Regions from separate parts of the Homo sapiens genome. Here region 1 is linked to region 2. Evidence: read pairs that join two places in POLR2A ChIA-PET (ENCODE). Cell type or tissue: PC-9. All regions are shown on one strand. Each heading gives the region's core, and the rest is flanking DNA. Links, peaks and the distances in the headings are about the cores only. Region 1 has its middle 27 kb from the start of ITCH. Region 2 overlaps NCOA6 (nuclear receptor coactivator 6).

The links. ChIA-PET counts read pairs that join two places held together with the same protein. Peaks named below come from ENCODE experiments on the same cell type or tissue, not always from the same donor. Only the 100,000 strongest peaks of a DNase experiment are listed, where the experiment ranks them.
Region 1: POLR2A ChIA-PET joins it to region 2 with 16 read pairs; 2 of 35 experiments call an interaction of 5 or more read pairs at or near these places.

The regions. Positions count from the first base shown.
Region 1 is chr20:34,331,933-34,340,729 of GRCh38, forward strand. No RefSeq gene overlaps it. Among named protein-coding and RNA genes, the nearest start is that of ITCH, 27 kb to the right of the region's middle. RefSeq lists enhancers at 6,328-6,437, 6,488-6,537. In PC-9, for the core only: no CTCF peak of the experiment used is centred there; DNase peaks (open chromatin) are centred at 2,899 and 3,899; H3K27ac peaks cover 2,500 bases.
Region 2 is chr20:34,721,646-34,730,442 of GRCh38, forward strand. It overlaps NCOA6 (nuclear receptor coactivator 6), which reads right to left. Exons shown (of 15, transcript NM_014071.5): 14 at 5,614-5,762. Among named protein-coding and RNA genes, the nearest start is that of TP53INP2, 22 kb to the left of the region's middle. In PC-9, for the core only: no CTCF peak of the experiment used is centred there; no DNase peak of the experiment used is centred there.

The DNA.
Region 1 (8,797 bases), core at 2,407-4,906, 390 kb before region 2:
GCCACAAATGCATAAAAATAAGATTTGGAAGTGATCACGGCAGGAGGCAGACAAACGCCTAGGCAGACGGGGCAGGTCCCTGGCGAAACTCCACCTCCAAGACAAAGACAGCTTGAAGCCTGAAAGCCAAGCTACAAGTCAAATCCACGAATGAGACTGAGAACCTGTCTTCCTATTTGGTGCGCTTTCCTCTGATTGGTCCCCACCCTTCACCTAGTTTACATTTACCTACCCTTTCCTAATTGGTTTTTTACACTGTCCATGCCCACCTTTGAGTGATGTCTTTGCTTTAACCTTTTTTGCATACTCACAATCAGCATGTAGTCCCCATTCTGAGGCCATAAAAAGCCCCAGACCCAGCCACAAGGAGAGAGAAACCACCCCCACCCCCACATCCCCTCTCCGCTGTGAGCTGTTCCGTCACTCCGTAAAATTATCTGCCCTCATCACCCTTCAGTCCTCCACGTGACCTCATTCTTCTTGAACACTGGACAAGAGCTCGGGACCCACCAAGTGCGGGTACCCTGAAAGGCTGTCACACTGGCCCTCTGCCCTTCTAGGACGGCAGCTACCCCACGTGACAGGGCCAGGGGCCGACTGAGCTGCTAACACACCGACCATCCAGGGGGCTGTGGACAGTGGAACTAAAAGAGCTAATTAGCACACTAATACCCTCTCTGGGGCTTCAGGGTCGCAGGCATCCTTGCCTGGATGCCGCCATGTCCCCCTTGAGGCAATACACCTGGTGTGTCCACGGGCCCGCATGGAGCTTGCTCCTGTGTCAGTGCTTGGAGTGGCTGGCCAGATCCCGCACTCACTCACGTGCTCCCTCCTGTAAGGGGGTGAGTGCGGCAGGCCAAGTAGACAGGGCGCCCCTGCCGTGAGTCCAAAAAAAGAAAAGGCTGAGAAATATCCTGCATCAGAAGGATATAAACCACATTTATGACCTGTTATCTCTGGGGCAAGGATTGGCAGAAAGGGGCTGAGTGTGGTGGTTCACACCTGTAATCCTAGCACTCTGGGAGACTGAGGCAGGAGGATTGCTTGAACCCAGGAGTTTGAGACCCCCCTGGGCAACATAGTGAAACCTCGTCTCTGCAAAAAAAATAAACAAAATTAGCCAGGTGTGGCACACACCTGTAGTCCCAGCTACTTGGGAGGCTTGGGAGGCTGAGATGGGAGGATTGCTTGAGCCCTGGTTAAGTTGAGGCTTCAGTGAGCTGAGATTGTGCTACTGTACTCCAGCATGGGTGACAGAGCAAGACCCAGTCTAAAAAAAAAAAAAAAAAAATAGAATTGGCAGAAAAGCCAAAAGAGAAATGTTGCTTTTTTTCCCCTGGACTCTGGTCACTAACTACCTATGTGATCTTGAGCAGACTGTAGCACTTCTGTGCCTCAGGCTCCCCATCTGTAAAATAGGGACACATTCGTAGTTACTTGATAAATGGTTGTAAGGATTAAGTGAGTTAACATACATAAAACATGATAAAACATGAATAGTAGTGCCTGCTACAATGTTGGAATTAAATTTGTTTTCATTCTTCTGTGACTTTTCATGGTACTAATGGTACTAAATAATCTCTGTCTTGCTGGGCATGGTGGCTCACACCTGTAATCCCAGCACTTTGGGAGGCCGAGGTGGGTGGATCACCTGAGGTCAGGAGTTCAAGACCAGCCTGACCAACATGGAGAAACCCCGTCTCTACTAACAATACAAAATTAGCCGAGGTGGTGGCACATGCCTGTAATCCTAGCTACTCAGGAGGCTGAGGCAGGAGAATCGCTTGAACCCAGGAGGCAGAGGTTTCAGTGAGCCGAGATCGCACCATTGCACTCCAGCCTGGGCAAAAAGAGTGAAACTCTATCTCAAAAATAATAATAATAATAATAATCTCTGTCTTGATCAGAAGTTGGGGAGAGTCTCCCCTCACCATTCCTTCAGGGTCTTATGCGGAGGAAAAGCTGTTAAAAAAAAAGTGTAAAGGTCAAAAGTAATAAGGAAATCATGCCCTCTGCAGGGAAGCAGCCACCATACCCAGCCCACACGGAACGTGGCTGTGGCTGAGCAGTGCCCCCAGCTCCTGGGTGGGCCTCTCCTCCCTTCTAAGAGTTTCTGTAAAAAGATTTTTGAGTTAAAAAAAAAAGTGCAAAGGATTATATTGGAGACAGAGGGTTAAGACAATGACGCTAGGATAAAGACAAGCCTGTGGGTGGTGGAAAAGACTGGGTTGTGGGGTTGAGGGGGGTCCAAGATCCAGTAGGCCTAGAATCCAAGAACAGAAGCTAATTATCCTAGTTCATCAAATTTAAGATCCATCATTGTAATATACACCACTATTTTATGTTCTTTTTTTTTGAGACAGAGTCTTGCTCTGTTGCCAGGCTGGAGTGCAGTGGTGGCGCGATCTCGGCTCACTGCAACCTCTGCCTCCCGAGCTCAAGTGATTCTCCTGCCTCAGCCTCCCGAGTAGAGTAGCTGGGACTACAGGCATGCGCTACCATGCCCAGCTAATTTTTGTATTTTTAGTAGAGACGGGGTTTCACCATGTTGGCCAGGCAGGTCTCAAACTCCTGACCTCGTGATCTGCCCACCTCGGCCTCCCAAAGTGCTGGTGGCACAGGCATGAGCCACCACCCCCGGCCTATGTACTTTTTAAATGCTGCAATTAGCTTATTATGTCATTAACTGTTACATGCATTCCAATTTCAAAGATATTAAAAGGTAAACAAATGTGCATCATAGAATCATTAAAATATGAGTCCCTAAGCACTGAAATTGGAAACAATGCCCTTGCCCCAATTTTTTAAAATGTCCCTGAACTGTAAAATAAATAAACATAAGGGGATTTCCCCAAGATGATTACTTTTAAGTTTTATGAGGGAAAATGGTAAATGTCAAATTCTGTCCCTAAACCATATCTCATCTCTTTTGTTCCTCTGTAAGGGCTGAATCAGCCTGTTGGGTGACCCAGGCCTGCCCTGGGGGAGGGAGGAAATCCACACAACTGAGTCCTTTGAGCCTCTCCCCTGCCCTGAGTTCAGTAGCAGCTGGAAAGGGGCCCAGCTTTATGGGGGAACAATGGTGCCAGCCAGCTTCGGGTGAAACAAGGCTGAACAGCCTGGCTGGGTCTGGCCTGGGTCCAGAAGAGTGCCCCTTGCACCTGAGGGGTCCGCTCCCCTTCAGCAAAGGACAGATGAAGCCAGGGAAAGTGGAGAAAGAACTCCCTGGGCTTTCTCCGTGAACAGCTCTCTACGTAGAATCCCAGAATCACCCAGCCAGAGGACCTCAGTGTCCATGGAATCAAACTGCTCCATTGTACAGATGGGAAAACAAAGGCCCCAAAGGGGGCTGGAGCTTGCCTAAGGTCCTTCAGTAAGTCAGTGGCAAAGCTGGAGCCACAGTCAGGTTCCCTTTAATTCAGCATGTCTACCATTAAGTGCAAGTCTGTGCGATCTTTTGCTGTTTTTTGTTGTTTGTTTGTTTCTGTCTTTTAAAAATGCCCAAATTGGCTGGGCGCAGTGGCTCACGCCTATAATCCCAGCACTTTGGGAGGCCAAGGTGGGTGGATCATTTGAGGTCAGGAGTTTGAGACCAGGCTGGCCAACATAGTGAAACCCTGTCTCTACTAAAAATACAAAAATTAGCCAGCGTGGTGGTACATGCCTATAATCCCAGCTACTCGGGAGGCTGAGGCAGGAGAATCGCTTGAACCTGGGAGGCAGAGGTTGCAGTGAGCTAAGATCACGCCACTGCGCTCCAGCCTGCGTGACAGAGAGAGACTCCTACTCAAAAAAAAAAAAGAAAGAAAATGTCAAATTATGTTGCTTGTACAAAATGTCTGTCTGACACATCAGATAGTGTCTGACTCACCTGCCCATTGGAATGAGAAGCTCAGGATCTCAAGCATGAATGCCTCCAGGATAGAGGAGACCTGTGGGTACATGCCTGCCCCTACTCCTTCAAACTAATATTTACTGTGACATAGTAACTTCCTGGCTTCAAAGCTCACCTCTAACGCTTCCCATGTATGTGACCTTGGGCAAATTACTTATCATCGTGGTAGTGGCCTCCAAGATGGCCCTCAATGATTCTCTCTTCCTACATAACCACCAGGCTACTGCAGAAACAGGTGTGACTTCTGAGGCCAGGTCAGAAAAGACAATGCAAGGCTGGGCACAGTGTCTCATGCCTGTAATCCTAGCACTTTGGGAGGCTAAGGTGGGAGGATCACTGGAGTCCAGGAGATTGAGATCAGCCCAGGCAACATAGCCATAAAACGAGACCTCACCTCTACTAAAAAGAGAAAAGAAAATTAGCACCTGTGGTCTCAACCTACTTGGGAGGCTGAGGTGAGAGAATCGCCTGAGCCCAGGAAGTCAAGGTTGCAGTGAGCTGAGATGACACCACTGCATTCCAGCCTGGGCAATAGAGCAAGAACCTGTCTCAAAAAATAAAAACAGCCAGGCGCAGTGGCTCATGCCTGCAATCCCAGCACTTTGGGAGGCCAAGGCAGGCAGATCACGAGGTCAGGAGTTCGAGACCACCCTGACCAACATGGTGAAACCCCGTCTCTATTAAAAATACAAAAATTAACCGGGGGTGGTGGCACGTGCCTGTAACCCCAGCTACTCAGGAGGCTGAGGCAGGAGAATTGCTTGAACTTGGGAGGCAGAGATTGTAGTGAGCCAAGATCGCACCATTGCACTCCAGCCTGGGCAACAGAGCGAGACTCCGTCTCAAAAACAAAACCAAACAAAAAAACAAAGAGACTGCAGCTTCCATCTTGCTCTCTTGGATCACTTGCCCTAAGGGAACTTAGCTGCTATGTTATAAGCACACTCAATGTTATATGCTATGTTATAAGCACAGCCCAATGCAGGGACACACACAGCAAGAAGTAACTGAGACTGCTTGCCAACAGCCAACTGCTTTGCCAGCCGTGTGCACGGGCCCGCTTGAAACTGTATCCTCCAACCCCAGTCCAGCTTCCAGATGACTGCAGCCCTGGTCAACATCTTGAAACTTATGAGATGTTTCTGGTGAGAATCACTCAACTAATCAGCTCCTGAATTCCTTGCCTATAGAAAATACCTGAGGTAATAAATGTTTATTGCTGTTTTAAGCTTTGTAGTTTTGGGGTAATTCCTGACACAGCCACAGACAATGAATACAATCACACTTTGCCTCCTTTTCCTTAAAATGAGGATGATGGGAGGACTTGCTTTATATAATCATGAGGATTCCATATGATACATGAAAAGAATCTGGCTAAGCTGGGTGCAGTGGCTCACGCCTGTAATCCCAACACTTTGGTAGCCCAAGGTAGGTGGATCGCTTCAGCCCAGGAGTTTGAGACCAGCCTGGGCAACACAGTGAAACCCCGTCTCTACAAAAAATACAAAAATTAGCTGGGCATGGTGATGTGCGCCTATAGTCCCAGCTACTCGGGAGGCTGAGGTGGGAGGATCGCTTGAGCCTGGGAAGTTGAGGCTACAGTGAGCTGTGATTGTACCACTGCACTCCAGCCTAGGCCACAGAACAAGACCCTGTCTCAAAAAATAAATAAACCAATAAATAAAAATAAGAAGAGTCTGGCTCATAGCAAATGCACAGCAGATAGGAACCAATATTGCTGTATTATTATATGGTCTCCACTAATCAAGAGGAGAGGTTGAGAGCTATATGAGGAAGGGCCAAAAGGAAAGATGAAGTAGCAACCCCCAGTCTCTTCATTTTCCTGGCAATTCAGCTCTGACTACATTTTCATAGAACCTCCTAAGACAGAAGCCCCATGGGGAAACTTGATCTCCCTAGAAGGCAGTGTAGGGACTATTTATCACTCTGCAAGCATTCCCCTTCGGGTGCTCAGTCTTCATCATCCCCACCACTAGAACTTATCAACTAATTTCTTGCTTATCTACTAGGAGTCCCCAGTCAACAGAATTGACTCCATCTCAGCACTTTCCAGGGACATTCCCAACCTCTGGAAGCTATCCAACAAAGGCTTCCTTTGCTCCTTAATTTATCTCTGAGAAGCAGGTTTAAATTTTAGCTCTGCTGGGTTGGGCACAGTGGCTCACACCTGTAATCCCAGTGCTTTGGGGAGGATGAGGCAGGCAGATCACTTGAGGTCAGGAGTTCAAGACCAGCCTGGCCAACATGGGGAAACCCCGTCTCTACCAAAAATTAGCTGGTCCTGTGATACACTAGCCTGTAGTCCCAGTTACTCAGGAGGCTGAGGTTAGAGGATCACGTGACCCCGGGAGGTGGAGATTGCAGTGAGCTGTGATGGCGCCGCTGTTCCCTAGCATGGGTAACAGAGTGAGACCCTATCTCAAAAAAAAAGACCTAAACAAAAATTTTAGCTCTGCTACCGATTTGTCCTTTGTCAAGTTACTCAACCCCTTGAGCCTCATCTCCTCGTCTGCCAAGCAGAAATAGCGAATATTTGCTTCCGGGTTGTTGGGGGAAGAAAATGAAGCAAGACAGCAAGGTATGAATGCTTTATTGGATGGAAATAATAAATTGTCAATGCCTCCGGACTCTCAGGTGCTGCTCAACGCCCTGCCCTGCCCCAGGAAGCTTCTCCCCACAGCGGAAGCCACTTAGCTCTCACATGCAGGCTCTGCCCTGTGCTGGGCTTGACACCAACTTTGGTGGTTTTTGTTTTTGTTTTCAAGATGGAGACTCGCTCTGTTGCACAGGCTGAAGTGCAGTGGTGTGATCTTGGCTCACTGCAACCGCCACCTCCCGGGTTCAAGCAATTCTTCTGCCTCAGCCTCCTGAGTAGCTGGGATTACAGGCGCCCGCCACCATGCCTGGCTAATTTTTGTATTTTTAGTAGAGACAGGGTTTTACCATTTTGGCCAAGCTGGTCTTGAACTCCTGACCTCAAGTGATCCACCCACCTCAGCCTCCCAAACTGCTGAGATTACAGGCATGAACCACCAGGCCAGGCCTCTGTTTTTTTTGTTTGTTTGTTTGTTTTGGTTTTTTTTTTTGAGACAAAGTCTCCCTCTATCACCCAGGCTGTATGTAGTGCAGTGGCACGATCACAGCTCACTGTAACCTCCACCTCCCAGGTTCAAGCGATTCTCGTGCCTCAGCATACTGAGTAGCTGGGAATACAGGCTTGCGCCACCGCATCCTGCTAATTTTTGTATTTTTTGTAGAGACGGGGTTTTGCCACGTTGGCCAGGCTGGTCTCGAACTTCTGATCTCAGGTGATCCACCCGCCTTGACCTCCCAAAGTGCTGGGATTACAGGCATGAGCCACCACTCCTGGCAGCTTTGTTTTTTAATCAGGGAACTTTTTTTTTTTTTTTTTTTGAGACAGAGTTTTGCTCTTGTTGCCCAGGCTGGAGTGCAATGGTGGGATCTTAGCTCACCGCAGCCTCCGCCTCCCAGGTTCAAGCAATTCTCCTGCCTCAGCCTCCGGAGTAGCTGGGATTACAGGCATGTGCCACCATGCCCGGCTAATTTTGTATTTTTAGTAGAGATGGGGTTTCTCCATGTTGGTCAGACTAGTCTCGAACTCCCGACTTCAGGTGATCCGCCCGCCTTGGCCTCCCAAAGTGCTGGGATTACAGGCGTGAGCCACAGCACCTGGCTTAATCAGGGAACTTTAACCAGATTTTATCTCTTTCATCAGGGGTTCAGCAGTAACTAGCATATGTGCCTGACTGAATGCCTCCTTCTTATGACCAAGGCCAGCTTAAGATAAATTATTTTTATTCCTATTTATTTATTTATTATTTATTATTATTACTTTTTGAGATAGAATCTCACTCTGTCGCCCAGGCTGGAGTGCAATGGCGCGATCTCGGCTCACTGCAACCTCCGCCTCCAGAGTTCGCGCCATTCTCCTGCCTCAGCCTCCAGAGTAGCTGAGACTACAGGCGCCCGCCACCACGCCCGGCTAATTTTTAGTAGAGACGGGGTTTCACCGTGTTAGCCAGGCTGGTCTCGATCTCCTGACCTCATGATCTGCCCACCTCAGCCTCCCAAAGTGCTGGGATTACAGGCGTGAGCCACCGCGCCCGGCCTATTTATTTATTTTTGAGAAGTGGTCTTACTCTGTCACCTAGGCTGGAGTGCAGTAGCGTGATCATGGCTCACTGCAACCTCGACCTCCTGGGCTTGAGTGATCCACACCACTGCACTCCACCCTGGGCTACAGAGCGAGACTCCGTTTCAAAGAAAAAAAAAAAAGGAAGAAAGAACTCAGGGTTGGCAGAACAAGCTGTAGTGTCTCTGCCTTGCATCCTGGCATCTCCTCTGGCCTGACTCCCCAGGGTGATTTTAGGAGTTGTTCCTACCTATGCATAGCTCCCAATACTATGGCTTTGCCCCTCATGGAGATTCTGTGAGCCACCCAACATCCTGTAATAACTCTTTCCTGTTTAAACTGAAGTGAGTTGGTTTGTTTTGTTTGCAACTAAGAATCTTGATTGACACACTGCATAACAACTCTATCAGTATGTGTACCATTTGTATTATTTTGAAATAATTTTTTATTTAATTAGTTTTTTAAAGTAATGACAGTCACTTGTGAAGCCACCATCCCAAAATAAAATGTAGAACCTTAACAATAACCTACATCTGACTATATACCTCCCTCCCCACCCAACCTCTTTCCCAACCCTAGTAACCATCCTCCTGAACCTTATGCTCATCATTCCCTGTTGCACATTATTTTTAATTTTCTGTTGAAATATAATATACATATAATAAACTGAGCAAATATTAAGTGTACAATTCAAATAATTTATGTGTGTGTATAGATTTTTGTGTAAC
Region 2 (8,797 bases), core at 4,169-6,668:
ATGGAGCTCAGGCAGTAATGCTCGCTTGCCCACCACTCACCTCCTGCTGTGCGGCCCAGTTCCTAACAGGCCACAGACCACTACCAACCAGTCCATGGCCCGGGGATTGGGGACCACTGCTTTAAAATATCAGGGCATAGTGGCTCACGCCTGTAATCCCAGCACTTTGGGAGGCGAAGGTGGGAGGATCACTTGAGCCCAGGAGTTCTAGACCAGCCTGGGCAACATGGTGAGTCCTGTTTCTACAAAAAATAAAGAATTTAGCTAGCCATGGTCATATGTGCCTGCAGTCTCAATTACTCAGGAGGCTAAGGCAGGAGGCTTGCTTGAGCCCAAGAGTTTGAGGCTGCAGTGAGTGATGATAGTGCCATTGCACTCTAGCCTGGGTGACACAGTGAGACCCTGTCTCAAAAAAAAAAAAAAAAAAAAAAAAAAAAAGCAAAAGAAAAAGCCGGCTGGGCATGGTGGCTCATGCCTGTAATCCCAGCACTTTGGGAGGCCGAGGCAGGTGGATCATTTGAGGTTAGGAGTTCGAGACCAGCCTGGCCAACATGGTGAAACCCTATCTCTACTAAAAATATAAAAATTAGCTGGGTGTGGTGGTACGCGCCTGTAATCCCAGCTACTTGGGAGGCTGAGGCACAAGAATTGCTTGAACCTGGGAGGCGGAGGTTGCAACGAGCCAAGATCACACCATTGCACTCCAGCCTGGGCGATGGAGTGAGACTCCGTCTAAAAATAAATAAATAAATAAATAAAATAAAAGTAAAAATTAAAAAAAAACTTTCATATGGGAGGCCAATGTGGGAGGATCACTTGAGGCTAGGAGCTCAAGATCAGCCTGGGCACACAGGGAGACCCCATCTCTACAAAAAAATTAAAAAATTAGCCAGGCATGGTGATGCACACCTGTAGTTCCAGCTACTTGGGAAGCTGAGGCAGAAGGATCATTTAAACTCAGGAGTTCAAGGTTACAGTGAGCCATGATCATGCCACTGTACTCTAGCCTGGGTGACACAGTAAGAACCTGTCTCAAATGAAAAAAAAAAAAAAAAAAATGCCAAGCACAGTGGCTCACACCAGTAATTCCAGCACTTTGGGAGGCCGAGGCAAGTGAATCACTTGAGGTCAGGACTTCGAGACCAGCCTGGCCAACATGGTGAAACCCCATCTCTACTAAAAAAAATACACACACACCCACACACACAAATTAGCCAGGAATGGTGGTGCAAGCCTCTGTAATGCCAGCAACCTGGGATGTTGAGGCATAAGAATTGCTTGAACCTGGGAGGTGGAGGTTGCAGTGAGCCGAGATTGTGCCACTGCACTCTGGCCTGGGCGACAGAGTGAGACTTTGTCACAAAACAAAACAAAGCAAGAAAAAACGAAAGAAAAAGCTGTATAATAAACTGGTAAACATGTTTCCCTGAGTTCTATGAGCCACTCTAGCAAATTAACTGGACCTGGTTACGAGGGGTTCATGGAAACTCCAATTTTTAGCCAGCTAGTCAGAAGCACAGGTAAAACAACCTGGGGCTTGCACCTGGCATTGGAAGTGGGCAGCAGTCTTGTGGGACTGAGCCCTCAAACCTGTGGATCTGATACTATCTCCAGGCAGATAGTGTCAGAATTGAATTGGAGGACACCCAGCTGGTGTCTGAGGCAGAACTGATGACTTGCTTGATGTGTGGGGAAAAAAACACCTTACATCTTGTGTCAGAAGCGTGTTGTGAGAGTATAGCAGGAGAAACTGAGTCTGTTTTTCTACTCATACACAGTAACTTAACCAGAGACAGTTAGAGAATGATGGCCTGAGGTCTTGCGACTGATGCGGATATCTATACATGACTGTGATTCCAGGGACAGGCCAGAGCTATGCCATTCTTTAGGGAGACACTTAGCACCCCTCCATGCAAGATCACAAAGCCTGAGAGTCATTATGGCCTCTTCTAAGCCAACTGCTAAGCCTCAGAGCAAGGATGTGCCAGGCTTTCCAACATCACCACTGCCACGGTGGGACAATGTTCAGTTTAAGTGTACAGGCTTATTCCCCATCCCCAACACCCCTTAAAAACAGGTTCTAGCTTTCCATCTCTTCTTGGCTGGTAGTTCTCTACAGAGCGGTTCTAGTTTGAGCATCTCTTCTTAACTGTCCCAGTTGCTTCTTAGATTCTTTCTGGTGCCCTGTAAATAACCCTTTAGTACCTTGAGGCTCTGGGCTGAGGTCAAGGTTCCAAAAATCTGGTGTGTGACATCTCTAAAGGCCAATACCTTTTCCCCGCTTTAAAGGTAATTACATACCATATTCTATAGCCTAGAAGATCTTACTCTTTTGGGAAAGTGAAAGGCTACAAGAACATGCAGAACTGAGGGGAAGCAGATTTTCCCATAGAACTCTAGGCATGTTCCCTTTTATGCTTTAAGTGTAGTACTTCAATATACTGAAAAGTGTACTCCCTTCCAAACTAGTTTCTGCCTAGAGATGATTCCCAGAGAGGAGGAATGAAGTTATTGGCTTCATATCTCCACCTAAAATGAGGATACCTAAGAGACCCTGACTGTGGTGTATACACTATTCCTGGAAAAGAAAGAAGGCCTCTCTCACCTTTGCCCCTTAACTCTCCAGCAGGCTGAGTATGGTGATGGTACTTTGTACACCTCAATTTTAACTGTATATGACCTCTGGCCTATTCCCAGAGGCTCTTGTGAGGCATCGTGACATTCTTGCCTAGAGACATAACCTGCCAACAGCAGCTGAGTCCTCAGATCCGTGTCTAGTGTCTAGTGTGGGTGCACCAGAATCTGCCTGGTCTTTAGGCTGGCATCCCAATGATACTTGACCGTTTCTCAGCAGTCCTGCTGATAATCAGGAACTCAGCCAGGATCCCAGCTCTTACCTTACCCAAACTGAACTACTCAAGCTCAGCACATTTCCTAAGAGAATGATCTGGTCACTGCCTCCTCATTCTTCAGGTCTCAGCTTAAATGTCATGTCATTTTTTTCTAGAAAGCCTTCTCTGACCTGGCAGAAGAGCAAGGTATCTCAGCTATATGCTCTTATAGTGCCATGTAATTTTGCTATCATAGCATTTAACATTTAACACAGAGTATTAGAATTCGTCTTTCAATGTGGTAAAGACAGAGACTTTTTTTTTTTTTTTGAGATGGAGTCTCACTCTGTTGCCCAGGCTGGAACACAATGACGCGATCTTGGCTCACTGCAACCTCCGCCTCCTGGATTCAAGCAATTCTCCTGCCTCAGTCTCCTGAATAGCTGGGATTACAGGCGCCCACCACCACACCCAGCTAATTTTTGTATTTTAAGTAGAGAGGGGGTTTCACCATGTTGGTCAGGCTGGTCTCGAACTCCTGACCTCAGGTGATTTACCTGCCTCGGCCTCCCAAAGTGCTGGGATTACAGGCGTGAGCCACTGCACGTGGCTGAGGCTCTGTCTTTTCACTATTATAACCTCAGGGCCTGACATGTAGTAAATATTTAATACATATTTGATAGATGGTTATTCATTTGATAATTACTGATTGGTACATCTCTGTATTTGGCACCATACTAGGCACCAGAGATACAGTAGTTCGCAAAATCAGACATAATCTCCTGCCCTAACCAAGTATACATACTAATTACCTATGTCACAAACTGGCATAGTTATAGCTGTGGTATTATGAAGAAGAACCTGGTGCTGTGATTCCCCATAGCAGTGACAACTGAGCTAAGATAAGTAGGAAGGGTGGGACGTTAAGGAGAAGAGAGGTGGGCAGAGAGAAGAGCACTCCCTGCAGTAGCTGCAACATATGCACAGGCTTGTGATCAGAGGAATGAGGACGGCATGTCCGACTTGCTAAGGGAAGTGGGATGAGGCTGGGAGATGACAGGGCCGAGACCACACAGAAGCTTGTGGGGTAGGTTGAAGCTTTTGGACTTTAATCCTAATTACAATGGTAAATCATTGAAGGGTTTTAAGCTAGTGGGTAGTAGTGAAGATGGAAAAGGGCCACCTGAGATAAAATGGGCAGTTTTTTGTGACGAGTTTGATATAAGGGTGAGGGAGAGAGGTATCAAGGAGGACTTGTCTAATGGATAGATGGTGGTGCCATTTATTGAGATGGGGTACAATGGCAGAGGACCTCACTGTTGGAGGTGAAAAATCACAAGTTTGGTTTTAGATATGTTGAGTCTGAGGTTCCAGTAAGGATGTGCATGCAGTTGTCTAAGATCTCTAGGGGTCTGTACTAGAAATAGAAATACAAATTTACAAGTCATCTGTGAAAGGCTGTTACTAAAGAAGAGGGGCATGACTGAGATCCATTAGGGAGAAAATACGAATTTGAAGAGAAAAGGTGACTCAGGATCAAAGTCTGAGGAAGGTCACCATCTAATGGCTGGGAAGGGAGACTGAGGAGGAGCAGCTGGAGAGGTGGTAGCAGAAGACAACAGAGAGTTCTTGGTCACAGAACCCAAGGGAAAAGTTAATTTAAAAAGGAGATAGTAGTCAACAGAGAACACTCACAGGGTAAGGTTCTTAAGAAGGTCAGAGGAGATGGGATCAAAGGCATAGATGGAGAAACTGGCCTTAGACTTGAGGAAGGACAGCTGCTCTATTATAGAAAGCACAAAGGAGGATACTGGTAGATTTATTTCTTGGTAGTGGGAAGCTGAGGGAATTCTATTTTCTCTGTGAAGAGGTCAGGGTCTCTACCAAGAGAGAGGGGGAGAAAGTGTGGACCAGAGGTTTAAAAAGAATAGAGTGGGAAAGATAGTTGACCATGGAAACATGGAAAGATAGCTGGGCCATATTCAGGACCTATCTGAAGTGGGTGATCATGAATTTAAAGTGGAATCAGCTGGGCGTGGTGGCTCAGCCTGTAATCCCAGCACTTTAGGAAGCTGAGATGGGCAGATCACTTGAGGTTAGGAGTTCGAGACCAGCCTGGCCAACATGATGAATCCCTGTCTCTACTAAAAATAGAAACATTAGCCAGGTGAGGTGGCACGCACCTGTAATCCCAGCTACTCAGGACGCTGAGGCAGGAGAATCACTTGAACCTGGGAGGCGGAGGTTACAGTAAGCTGAGATCACGCCACTGCACTCCAGCCTGGGCAACAGAATGAGACTCCATCTCAAAAAAAAAAAAAAAGTGGACTCAAGGCCAGGTGTGGTGGCTCATGCCTGCAATTCCAGCTTTGGAAGGCTGAGGCAGGAGAATTACTTGAGCCCAGGAATTCAAGGCTGCAGTGAGCTGTGATTGTGCCACTGCACTCCAGCCCAGGCAATAAAGTGAGACCCTGTTTCAAAAAAACAAACAAACAAAAACCAACAACAACAACAAAAAAACCCAAAACCCAAAAACCAGTGGAATAAATCTGCCCTGTTATGTTCTTTTTTCCAGCAGTGCTTGTTGCTCTTGAGTACACACACAGAAAACATACAGTTAAATGAACAAATAAAGGAAGGACCAAACAGGTAGTAGAAGACAAAGACACTTGACAGACTTCAGGAACAGAAGCAATGATGAAGGACAAAGTCTTCTACTGCTGTGGTAAGAACTCTATTCCTCTATTTGACCCACAAATAGCACCCACATCCCACTGCTAACCTTTAGTAGAGCTGGAGGCTGAAGCAGGTCGAGAAGATCGTTTACGATGTCCATTTTCCACACTTTCAGAGGCCACAGTTGGCTCTTCAGTTCGGGAGTTTCTTCGGCCTGGGATTTTGGACTTTTCAACTATCTCTTTGGGCTCACTGCTGACAGAGGGAAGCAAAAAGTTTCCAAGCAGGTGAGGGAACCAGGCCACACAAAAAACGGGCTCTTCAGATAGTTTCATTCGTAAAGTAGGAGACTAAGAACTATATAGTTATTCTGGAGAGAAAGCAGTTCAACCTGGGGTAATAAGCACTATTGCCTTCTATGTTACTGGGGGTTTAAAAGTGAGTCTAGCTTATTACATTAGTAAAAATAAAATAGTAAAGCATAATGTTGGTGAAATTGTAGAAAAACTGGTAAAAGACATAAAAAAATTGGAACAAAACTCCCCTAATTCCTCACCCATTTTCTTTTCTTTTCTTTTTTTTTTTTTTCCAGACAGAGTGTCACTCTGTCGCCCAGGCTGGAGTGCAGTGGCGCTGTCTCAGCTCACTGCGACCCCTGCCTCCTGGGTTCAGGCAATTCACCTGCCTCAGCCTCCCGAGTAGCTGGGACTACAGCCATGTGACACCACGCCCTGCTAATTTTTGTCTTTTTAGTAGAGATGGGGGTTTCACCACACTGGCCAGGATGGTCTTAAACTCCTGACCTCAAGTGATCCACCCACCTCGGCCTCCCAAAGTGCTGGGATTACAGGCGTGAGCCATTGCACCAGGCCCCTCACCCATTTTCCTAAGGTAATAGTTCCCTTCAAAAATTAAAACATTTTGGATTTTGTAATTTTTTAGAATCATGAAAATGGTCTTTAAGATGTCTGAAAATTGCTATTAACTCAAAATAGTATATAAACCTAGGAAATTATTAACATATATTGGCATTTACTAATGATCCCGGTAGAGTCAGATAACAGCATATTAGAAGCCACAGTATGGGGATAATTCACAATACACTGCTAGGTATATTGATTGTCCACACCCCAACCCCCTTTTCTTAGTATATGAAGATTTAAAATTGGTAATATTCACTGTTATTGAGGATACAGGAACAAAAACATTTACATACACTCCTAACTGGAGTGTAAATTGTATAACCCAGTGGTTCTTAAAAGGAGGCAATTTTGCTTCTTAGGGGACATTTAGCAACATCTGGAGACATTTTTGATTGTCACAACTTGGGGAGAGGGGTGCTACCGGAATCTTTTGGGTACAGGCCAGGGATGCCACTAAACGTAAGCCCCACACAACAAACAGTTATCTGGCCCCAAAGGTCAATAATGTTGAGGCTGAGAAACTCTGGTGTAACCCTTGACTCAGCAATCCCACTTCTAGGTGCCTAAGGAAACAAATCTTTTTACAGAGCTCCACACATAAGGAAGTTAAAACATTTTATTTGTACTAGTGAAAACAGAAGACCTAAATACCTAACGATAGTAGATTAGTTAGCTAAATCATGGCACATCCATATGGAGTCATGAAAAATCATGTTGTAGATTATTTAATGACAAAACGATTTATGACACATTACCAAGTGGGAAAAACTTACCAACACAATGAACAGTATAATTCCATTTTCATTGTTGTATGTGTTGAGTATATATGTAACTACATATGAATAAATATGAGCTATATACACATAAATCTTTTGTTGTTGTTGTTTGTTTTTGAGATGGAGTCTTGCTCTGTGCCCCAGGCTGGAGTGCAGTGGCAGGATCTCAGCAAAGTGCAAACTCTGCCTCCTGTGTTCAAGCAATTCTCCTGTCTCAGCCTCCTGAGTAGCTGGGATTACAGGCATGCGCCACCACGCCTGGCTAATTTTTGTATTTTTAGTAAAGATGGGGTTTCACCATGTTGGCCAGGCTGGTCTCGAACTCCTGACCTCAAATGATCCACCTGCCTTGGCCTCCCAAAGTGCTGGGATTACAGGTGTGAGCCACAACGCCCAGCCCTATACACATAAATCTGACACAATATATTTGGGTGCACACTGTGTGAAAAAGACTAGAAGCAGATGAACTAAAATATATGTACAGTGAATATTGTTGAGTTGTAGGAATACTAGTTTACTGGTGAGTTATTTTCTTCTTTGTAATTCTCTGATCTGAATTTCTGGTTTTCTTTAATAATTTTTTACACTTTCATGGTTCAAAAACGCATGTTAAAATGATCAGAAAAAAAATTCTTTAGAAAATTAAATTTGCTTGCAAGACATGTAACAAATAAAAATAATGCAACAAAACAAAACAAAACAAAACAAAACAAAACAAAACAATACTGGTCAAAAGGCTGCCTCTTCTGGGAAGTCTTCCATGATCTCATTTCCCAAGTAGAGCTGTCTCTTTTGTCTCTTGGGTTCACAGTCTTTATCTGGCATTCTAGAGCACCCATCAGATTGTACATCGTGTTCTATTTTAATGTTTTGTGTCTTCAACTAGACTGTGAACCTCTTAAGGACACAGACCATAACCTGACTGTCAACTATCCCTACCCTTCCACTGTTCACTCCTGCCAGAGGACCCTTTGCTAGTAGCACCGTGGTTGGGAACTGGGACACACCATTCACTCCCATAGCTTTATGTATAACAGCCGCCCGACACCCAACCATAAGCCAAGGTAAGTCAAGGAGAGGTGAGGCTGGAGCTGGGGTGGAATTACAAGTCAGGGGGATTTATACCTCCTTTGAGAGGTGGTGAAGATGGCTTTCTGGCTAGGAGCTCAGAAAATGGTCAAAGCTTCTGAGGAAAGAAAGTTCTTTTTTTAAAAAAAATTTTTGTTTTTTTTTTGAGACAGGATGTCACTCTGTCCCCCAGGCTGGGGTGTGGGTAGTGCAATCATGGCTCATTGCAGCCCTGACCTCCCAGGCTCAAGTGATCCTCCCACCTTAGCCTCCTGAGTAGCTGGGACTACAGGCAAGTGCCACCATGACCAGCTAATTTTTTATTAATTTTTTATTTTTTATTTTTTTTTCATAGAGACAGGGTCTCCCTATGTTGCCCAGGCTGGGCAACTCCTAAGCTCAAGCAATCCTCCCTCCTTGGTCTCCCAAAATGCTGGGGTTACAGGCATGAGCCACTGTACCTGGCTAGATGATTCCTAATGAAAGTGCCTCTTTCTCCTGGCAAAACAAAAGCCACAGCAAG